2 separate regions of the Homo sapiens genome follow, and region 2 is linked to region 1. A link is a loop called in an ENCODE intact Hi-C map of the cell type or tissue named here. Cell type or tissue: chondrocyte. All regions are shown on one strand. Each heading gives the region's core, and the rest is flanking DNA. Links, peaks and the distances in the headings are about the cores only. Region 1 overlaps SLC66A2 (solute carrier family 66 member 2). Region 2 overlaps KCNG2 (potassium voltage-gated channel modifier subfamily G member 2).

Region 1 (4,381 bases), core at 220-4,219:
CCCACTCCCTTCTTATCCAACGGTCCTCTGAGACAAGCCTGAACCTGCACCTGCTGGTAAAATGAATGCAGGTGGGGAGCTTACGATGCCGCTTCTAGGGGTATCCCAGTGTTCCAACACACACTCACATTAAACCCCACGCTGGCTGCTCTGCCTGGACACTCACAACCTGCCGTCTCTGGGACCTCACATCAAGCCACTGCCCACTGCCAACAAGGTCACAAGGTCTGGCCTCATGTCCAGAGCCCGAGGACAGCAGAAACACCCAGCAACGCACTGGGCATCTTAGGCACAAATGTCCAGAGCCCGAGGACAGCAGAAACTCCCAGCAACGCACTGGGCATCTTAGGCACAAACCGTTCTCTCGGCCAGCCGGCCCTCCCACAGTGAGAACATTCTTGTTCCAAGTTAAATACTGAGGTTCAAAGGGGCAGGGAACATGCCATGAGGAGCTCAGGTCCAGAGAAGGAGCAAAGCCTTGCGGGGAGCAAGACCGAGTCACCTAAGCAGAAATGTAAAACCGCAGCTCCTCATGCGGGGAATCCGGCTGGTTCTTAAAAGCCTGCTTTCTAGGCAAGATCTGTGGTATCCTCAGTACCATCTCTGGTGTAATTTCAAACCCAAAACACAATAGAAGGGAACAGAGCAGAGACTCAGAGGAGAGGAGAATGGCGTGAATGGGGAGAAAGAACAGAACACCGCAGAAAAGACGCTGGAGCTCATCTCTGTGGCCCCAACGACACTAACTGGCCCAGGTCACACTGGCTGGAGGCTGGTCTGGTTTCTACAGAGGCTGAAAGCAGCACACAGTCACCTCAGTCTAGAAACAGAAGCAGACAAAAAGGCAGAGGTGGGAATCCTCTCCAACAGGACGAAGTAGCGGTCAGGAATAGAAACACAGGGACACAGCTCCCCGGCAAGAGCTCAAATCCACAGAAGCCCCAAACTTAACAAACTCTGGGAAGATACTCTTCTCCAAGTGATAGCTGAGATCACTCTCTCTCTCAAAGCCAAAGTGAGTGCTGTCTTAGATTTAGTAATTAGAAGAAAAACAAAAGGAAGGATTTAACCCTCCTGCACACAAGAAGCCCGCCAGCCTGCATGTTCAAACAGAGTTCAGACTGGAACAAACTGTGCAATAGGCAAAAACTGGAAGAAGTATTTTCTATTTTCTAAGCTGCCAAAGGTTAAGGAGCCATGTGTGCTAAGCATGTGATTGGTCCTGCCCAGCTGTCAACACTGCAGTGTGCTCCGCATAAAGGGGCTGCCTGACCCTGCGGGGGGACTCTGGGTCTGTTTAACAAGGTCTGTGAGGAAGACCCTGGCTAAGGTACCCCTGAGTCACAGCAGAACTGAAAGGGTGTGTTTTGTGTACAGGCCACGCACACAGACGAAACGCCTGACCTGGTACCGTCTGACCTGATGGGCCAGGCACAGATGAGCACTTCTTGTTCTGACACAGAAAGCGTCTGGGATGGCGCTCACAGCCAAGAGGAACCGTGAAGATGTGTTGAGGCCTCACCCAACTTCCAGTGAAGAAACTATTATCTTGAATTGCTTCAAGTCATAAACCGTTTAACTGAAGTCATTTAACATACTGAAAACACTATCAGCTGGAGATAACAGCACCACTTGGTGAAATGAAAGCTGCTTGGATCAGGACAGATTAGAGTGGCTTTTGTTTCACCAGAGTCACCTACGCCCTGATTCCCTGCGACTTTATTCCGAAGCGCCGGCCACCAACCTGTAAAGGAGCGGCGCCTGGCGTTGAGCTCGTTGGCCACACGGACCTCGGTGCACAGCTTCAGCATCAGCAGCATGGTCAGGATCATGATGGCGCTCTGCCACAGCAGCGGGGACTCAAAGCGCCTTCCAAACCTGCGGGAGAGACACTGTGTCAGGAGGGAGGTCCACCCATGCCACTTCTCCCAGTCCCGAACCTGCAGCGGGAGAGACCCGGGTCAGGAGGGAGGCCCACCCACGCCGCCCCTCCCAGTCCTGAACCTGCAGCCGGAGAGACCCTGTGTCAGGCCCACCCACATCGCCTCTCCCAGTCCCGAACCTGCAGCGGGAGACACCTGGGTCAGGAGGGAGGCCCACCCATGCCGCCTCTCCTGGTCCCAAACCTGCAGCAGGAAAGATCCTGTGTCAGGAGGGAGGCCCACCCATGCCGCCTCTCCTGGTCCCGAACTTGCAGCAGGAAAGATCCTGTGTCGGGAGGGAGGCCCGCCCATGCCGCCTCTCCCAATCCCGAACCTGCAGCGGGAGAGACCCGGGTCAGAAGGGAGGCCCACCCACGCCGCCTCACCCAGTCCTGAACCTGCAGCAGGAAAGACTGCCCACCCACTCCCCCTCTCCCAGGCCCCAAGCGGCATCCCGGGGAAGGAGCCCAGGAGTTGGCAAACACCACAGTGACCAGGCACCTGTTGCCCATCTCCCAGACTCCAGGTGGGGTAGGGCTCCGGGGAGGGGCCGTAAGACCCCCATACAGCCTGACTCAGAACCCTTCGGCACATTTGGCGCTCCCCAGAACCAGTGGCCCAGGCACTGGTACCCGGGTCTAGTGGCCCTGAGTCCCCTCCCACAGCTCAGCCCAGGTGCCCCAGGCCCTCCCTGCAGCCTCCGGGTTGCCACCAGGCAAAAAGCCCAGTTTCTAGCTCACAGCAGCCCTGCTTCCTGCCTGGGGAAGGCGGGGATAGTGTGCAGAGCAGCAGGTGGGCCAGATGCGAAATTTCCACATGCACACACACTCCCACAGAAGAGAAGACAGCCAAGGCTCTGCACCACCCCCGCCCCCACGCCTCCCTGGCCCCGAGCTCCTCTAGCTGCAGGCTCCCAGGCCTTCTTGCTGACTTTTGACCAGGGTTGAGCATCTCTTCAGCTCAGCTAGGAGCCTCTGCAGGGCAGAACCACAGGCCAATGACTGGCAGTCTCTGCCTCCCTGCGGTCTCTGCCTCCCCAGAGCCACCACAGAGCTGGGACACATGCCTGCAGAGCCACCACCTCCAAGGCTGGGCTGTGTGTGGCACGCACTCATAGAAAGCCCCAACCCCTGACTGTTCCAGCGCGGGAATCTCAATCAGCCTGCAGTTTGGCCTGAAGGGAATTTTCAAAACTTGAACTGGTCACCAACATGTCAAAGTCAGGAGATCCTACATAACAGCCTCATTTCCCAACTTCTGAAAAACTGGAAGACCTAGCAACAACCACCACAGCCCCCACCTCTCTCCAGCTCCCATGCAGCATCCCCTTAACACGAAGCAGAAGAAGGGGGAACCCCGCAGCCCCCTCAGCAACCCCTTATCGACTCAGAGCAGAAGCAGGGGGAACCCCACAGCCCCCTCAGCACCCCCTTATCAACACAGAGCAGAAGCAGGGGGAACCCCACAGCCCCCTCAGCACCCCCTTATCAACAGAACAGGAACAGGGGGAACCCCATAGCCCCCTCAGCACTGCCTTATCAACTCAGAGCAGGAACAAGGGGAACCCTATAGCCCCCTCAGCAGGTGAGCCAGCCCAGCAGGTAAGAAGGTTCCACTTGCAGGTGAGGCTCCCACAGCAACCAGGAAAAAGCCACAGACGTTCTCCTGGGAGGACAGGGAGCCAGGATGCAGTCCTCAGAGGGTGGCCATGCTGATTCCCTCTGTGCTGGCTTCAGAGACCAAGGCCCTTCCCTGTCTCCTGGGAGCTTTTCAGCAGAGGGAGCAGCTGCCTGAGGTCACAGAGACTCAGGGAGCAGAGGGAAGGGCAGAGAAAACAGTAGCCTGGGCCTGGGGCAGACAGGGGGCCAGACAGGCAAGCAGACAAGCTGCATCTCACCCAGGTCAGCAGCCATGGCCCAGGGTGGACAGGGGCCAGGCAGGCAGGCACACAAGCTGTACCTCCAGGAATATCACCCAGGTCAGCAGGGGCCACCACCGTCCCCTTGCCTCACTGGATGCTTCCCGAGGAAGCCTCTGAGAAACACACAAGGCAAGACTAAGAGGCAAACAGAAGAAGGGAGGGTGATGGGCCCGGGGATAGAGGACGGCCAGCAGCAAAGAGGCAGCTTGAACAGGGTTTTCTGGGCCTGAGGCACAGGCCGGAGGTGCAGGGACACTGCAGGAGCAGGAGTGCAGGGGGCACGGGCACTCTGCCCACAGGCTGGCTCCAGCCCCCACACCGGCCCCCTCCAGGCCTCAGCCTCTGCACTATAAAGCACGATCGCAACCCCCAAGGCTGGAGGATACAGCCAAGCTCACAGTCACTTCCAGGGCCGTTCTCCACTGGCTACCAAGCGGCCTGGGTGCCGGTCAACCCACCCACAGAGACCTGAGGCTGAGGAGGTGACGCTGGGCAAGCATCTAAAATAGGCCAGTCCCCTGGGACACACGGAGGCCAC
Region 2 (4,381 bases), core at 277-4,276, 86 kb before region 1:
CTGTGCATGCTAGGCTCGTAGACACACAGCATTGTTTTTGACCTGGCCAAGCAGAGAGGCCTTGAAACCTTCTGGTACTGGCTGGTGGGTTTCCTTCCCGATCACCCTCCGTGGAGGGGACCCTGCACGGCCCCTGCTTTCCTTAGATCAGTTCAGCCTCTGCCCTCGTGCTGTGACGGCCATTCCCGTTCACCTCTGTCGTCACTGAACCAGACCCCACACTCTTGACAAGAGTGTGTCGTCAAACTGGTTGATCTAGTCTAATACCTGTGGCAATTCAAGATGCTTATTTTTGCTCTTATGAATGAAATTGAGCATTTTTTCATATGTTGGAAGCCTTTTCCCCCTTTGATGTGAACTTTATGTCAGTTGGCCCATTTTTTCTATTGAGCTGTGCGTTGTCTTTCTTTTTCTGACGTTTTGCAGAGAATGGGGAGGAACTCCAGAGCTTTCAGAAGTAACTTTGTAATCTCCTAAATCAAGTAATTAGCTTTAGAACATTTCTAATGTAGCATATAACTTACGTCCATATTTTAAAATGTATGTTCTGGGAGGAAGAAAGCCTTTTACAGCAAAAGTTCCAGGTTATACCTGATTATCCACTTATTTTAATAATTATTCATCCCTGCCTACAAAAAAATGGAGCATGCAATGGATTTGGCTACAAGGGAAGTCAACCTGTCCTGCAAGCCTGGTGTGTGTGCTCGCGGGGACTGGAGGGGTGGGGCGTCAGAGCCACGATGCTCCGCAGTAATAACGCAGGTGACTCTCTGTCCCTTAGGGTGAAACTGGATGTTCATTTTCCAGGTCGAAGCCGCTGGTCTCAGCTGTGTTTTCACCGGTTCCCTGAAAGAGAATACCCTGTACCTTCACAGAGCCAGGTAAACCCAGAACCTGCCAGAAGGGCAAGAAACCTCAAGTCGTACTGGGATTATCATTTTCCATTTCAGAGAGAGGGTCTTCTTGGTGGGTTCTTGTGCCTTCTGCTGATGGTAAAGCTGAGACTCTGGTGACTGTTGACACACACCTGTCAAAGGCATGCCTCACAGGCAGCCCAGAACTCAGGCGCAGCCCCTTCCGAACCCCGCCTGGGACTGCAGAGGACAGGGGAGCTCACGGGGCCGTCTGCCACGCCACAAAGGGCTCCAGCAGCTGGGTTTGCACGCTAGGCTTCTTCGACAAACTGGGACAGCTGCTGCTTATTCCGGGCAGTTTCTGAGGCAGCACGTTCAGACGACTTCCTGCTGCATTAGGAAGCTCCGTCTTGTGAGCCCTGGGGAGGCCGGCAGGTTGGAACCTTCAGAGCCTTTAATCCCCCAGAGCGCTTGACTTGTAGGGCTCGGGAAATCTCCGCAGCAGGTTTCCATGACCTAAGCAGCTGATTGCTTTTGAATAAAATCAGATGCCCTGCTCCAGCCCTTCTGCTGGGCCAGCCCTCCGTCCCAGAGGAGCTCTCCTGCTTTGTGGACCTCTCTGCCTGCCCCCCACAGCCGCCCCCACAGCCGCCCCCACAGCCCTGTGTGGTATTGGATGAATCGGACTTGTCTGTGTTCCTCAGATCTATGCTTCAGGCCATGTCCTTGGCATGGGGTGTCTGGCACAGAGGTTTGGATCACATGTTCACTGAGTGAACCTTGGGGCACAGAGGCACACATAACCATTTGAATCCTGACCACGTCCCCCCTCTTCTCATGCAGCGAACTTGGCGCTGAAGGTCACAGCACACGTGGTCCCGGTGATTATGGAGCGCTTCTCTCCTGGCCTCCATTGCAGTAGTCATCCAAGGAGCTTTCTCCCATTCAGAAGCGACTTATGCAATTCTTCACTGGGGTGCTGAGCTCTTACTGGCAAGCTAACTAATGCCATTTTGTTAGACTGTCTTTCCCTCACTCCTTCCTTTTCATTTGACTTTTTCCCCCTAAAATCTCTAATGAATCACACGCTTGGGTCGAGTGGGCAGTCTGCGAGCTACACTGAGCAAACCCACCACGCCCCCTCTTCTCTGGTTCCTGACTTGCCGTAGTGGTGGGTTTAAGCTTTACTTGGCAGAGGTCCTAGAATACAGTTGTCAGCAACAACCAGAAAAAGGGCTTGACGTTGGCGGTGGAAGGCAGCGGCTCTCAAGCCTCAGTGATGAGGCTTGCGTGTTACTGGATCCCCCCGAGACCTACTCACTCAGAATGATTTTTATAAATGGAGATAAAATTCACCTAACGTTATATTTACCATTTTTATGTGCACGATTCTGTGGTTTTTAGTGTATTAACAATGCTGTGCAACCATCACCACTATCTAATTCCAGGACTTTTCATCGTCCCAAAAGAAACTCTGAGCCATTAGCAGTCACTCCCCATCGCCCCTCTTCCCATCCTCTGGAACCCCCTTGCCGGCTTTCTGTCTCTGTGAATTTACTTATCATGGATATTTTATTTTATTTATTTTATTTTTTGAGACAGTCTCGCTCTGTCTCCCAGGCTGGAGCGCAGTGGCGTGATCTTGTCTCACTGCAACCTCTGACTCCCGGGTTCAAGTGATTCTCCTGCCTCAGCCTCCCGAGTAGCTGGGACTACAGGCGCCCGCCACTGCACCCAGCTAAGTTTTGTATTTTTTGGTAGAGACAGGGTTTCGCCATGTTGACCAAGCTGGTCTCAAACTCCTGACCTCAAGTGATCCACCCGCCTCAGCCTCCCAAAATGCTGGGATTACAGGCGTGAGCCACCGTGCCCAGCTCGGACATTTTATATAAACGGATTCCCAGTATATGTGACCTTTTCTGCCTGGCTTCTTTCTCTTAGCATAGGTTTTATCCACACTGTGGCATTAGCAGCACTTGGTTCCTGTTTGTGGCTGCATAACATTCCTGTATGGAGGCCCATATTTTGCTTCTCCGTTTATCAGTTGATGGAATTTGGGTTGTTTTCAGTTTTTGGCTATTCTAGTAATGCCACTGTGAACATTTATGTACAAGTTTTTGTGTGAACACATGTTTTCATTTGTCTTGAGTGTACATCTCGGAGTGGGGTCACCGGGTCACATGAGAACTCCATGTTTAAATTTTTGAGGAACTGCCAGACTGTTTTCCACTGTGGCTGTGACATTTTATATTCCCACCAGCAATGTACAGGGGTCCAATTTTTCCACATCCTTTCCAACACTTGTTGGGTTTTTTTTTTCCATTTGTTTGACTATAACGACCCTAGTGGATGTGAAGTGGTATCTTGTAGTTTTAATTTACGTTTCCATAATGACTAATGATATTGATCACCTTTCATGTGCTTATTAGCCATTCACATACTTCCTCGGGAGAAATATCTATTCAGATCCTCTGCCCATGTTTAAATTGGGTTGTTTGTCATTTGTTGTTGAGCTCCAAGAGTTCCTAACATCCTGGATACTGGACTCTTATCAGATACGGGACTTGCAGCTCTTTTTTTTTCCACCGTTACTTGTCATTCATTTTCCTGGTCCTGTTCTTTGATATACAAGAGTTTCATTGGAATGAAGTCCAATTTATCTTTTTTTCTTTTGTTGCTTGTGCTTTTGGCATTCTGTTTCAGAAACCAATGTCTCATCCATGGTCATGAAGATGTACAGTCTGTTTTCTTCTACGTGTGTTTTGGAGTTTTAGCTCTTACATTAAGGTCTTTGATCTAGTTTGAATTAGTTTTTATATATAGTGTGATGTAGGCATCTTGGTCCATTCAGTGTTGCTATAAAGGAATACCTGGAGCCAGGTAATTCATTTTAAAAAGAAGCTTGTGATGTCATCATGATTCTGATGTCTGGAAAAGTTCAAGATCAGGCATCTGCATCTGAGGAAGGCCACAGGCAGCTCCAGTCATGGCAGAAGATGGCGTGGAGCTGGTGTGTGCAGAGACCACACGGAGATGGAGGAAGCAAGGGCTAGGGGTGCCAGGCGGGTTCAACAGCCAACTCTGGAGTGAACTCATAGAGCGAGAACTCACTCATTACCATGAAGACACCTCCCAGCCATGCATGAGGGATCAGCCCCCATGACCCAAACCCCTCCCATTAGGCCCCACCTCCGACACTGGGTATCAAATTCCAATATAAGATTTGGAGGCCAATATCCAAACGATAGCAGGGTCCAACTTTATTTTTTTACATGTGGATAACCGTTTGTTGGAGACACTATTACTTCTCCATTGAATAGTCTTGACGACCTTGTCAAAAGTGAACTGACGGTAGATTTATGGGTTCATTTCTGGACTTTCAATTCTGCTCCATTGATTTTTATGTCTCTCTTTACACTAGTACTACACTCTTGATTGCTGTAGCTTTATACTCACTTTGAGTAAGTAGTAATGTACTAGTCCATGTTCGCATTCCTATAAAGGAATACCTGAGACTGGGTAATTTA

Evidence for each region. A loop is a pair of places that touch in the nucleus more often than their neighbours do. Peaks named below come from ENCODE experiments on the same cell type or tissue, not always from the same donor. Only the 100,000 strongest peaks of a DNase experiment are listed, where the experiment ranks them.
Region 2: it touches region 1 in a loop (2.2-fold over the local background); 1 of 110 quality-filtered maps calls a loop at or near these places.

What each region holds. Positions count from the first base shown.
Region 1 is chr18:79,941,585-79,945,965 of GRCh38, forward strand. SLC66A2 (solute carrier family 66 member 2) reads right to left here. Exons shown (of 6, transcript NM_025078.5): 3 at 1,745-1,878. Among named protein-coding and RNA genes, the nearest start is that of SLC66A2, 7.9 kb to the right of the region's middle. RefSeq lists a silencer at 2,681-2,740. In chondrocyte, for the core only: no CTCF peak of the experiment used is centred there; DNase peaks (open chromatin) are centred at 287, 1,957, 2,177 and 4,077.
Region 2 is chr18:79,855,572-79,859,952 of GRCh38, forward strand. It overlaps KCNG2 (potassium voltage-gated channel modifier subfamily G member 2), which reads left to right. Exons shown (of 4, transcript NM_012283.2): 2 at 808-881. Among named protein-coding and RNA genes, the nearest start is that of KCNG2, 60 kb to the left of the region's middle. RefSeq lists a silencer at 1,138-1,432 and enhancers at 1,138-1,432, 1,214-1,343. In chondrocyte, for the core only: no CTCF peak of the experiment used is centred there; no DNase peak of the experiment used is centred there.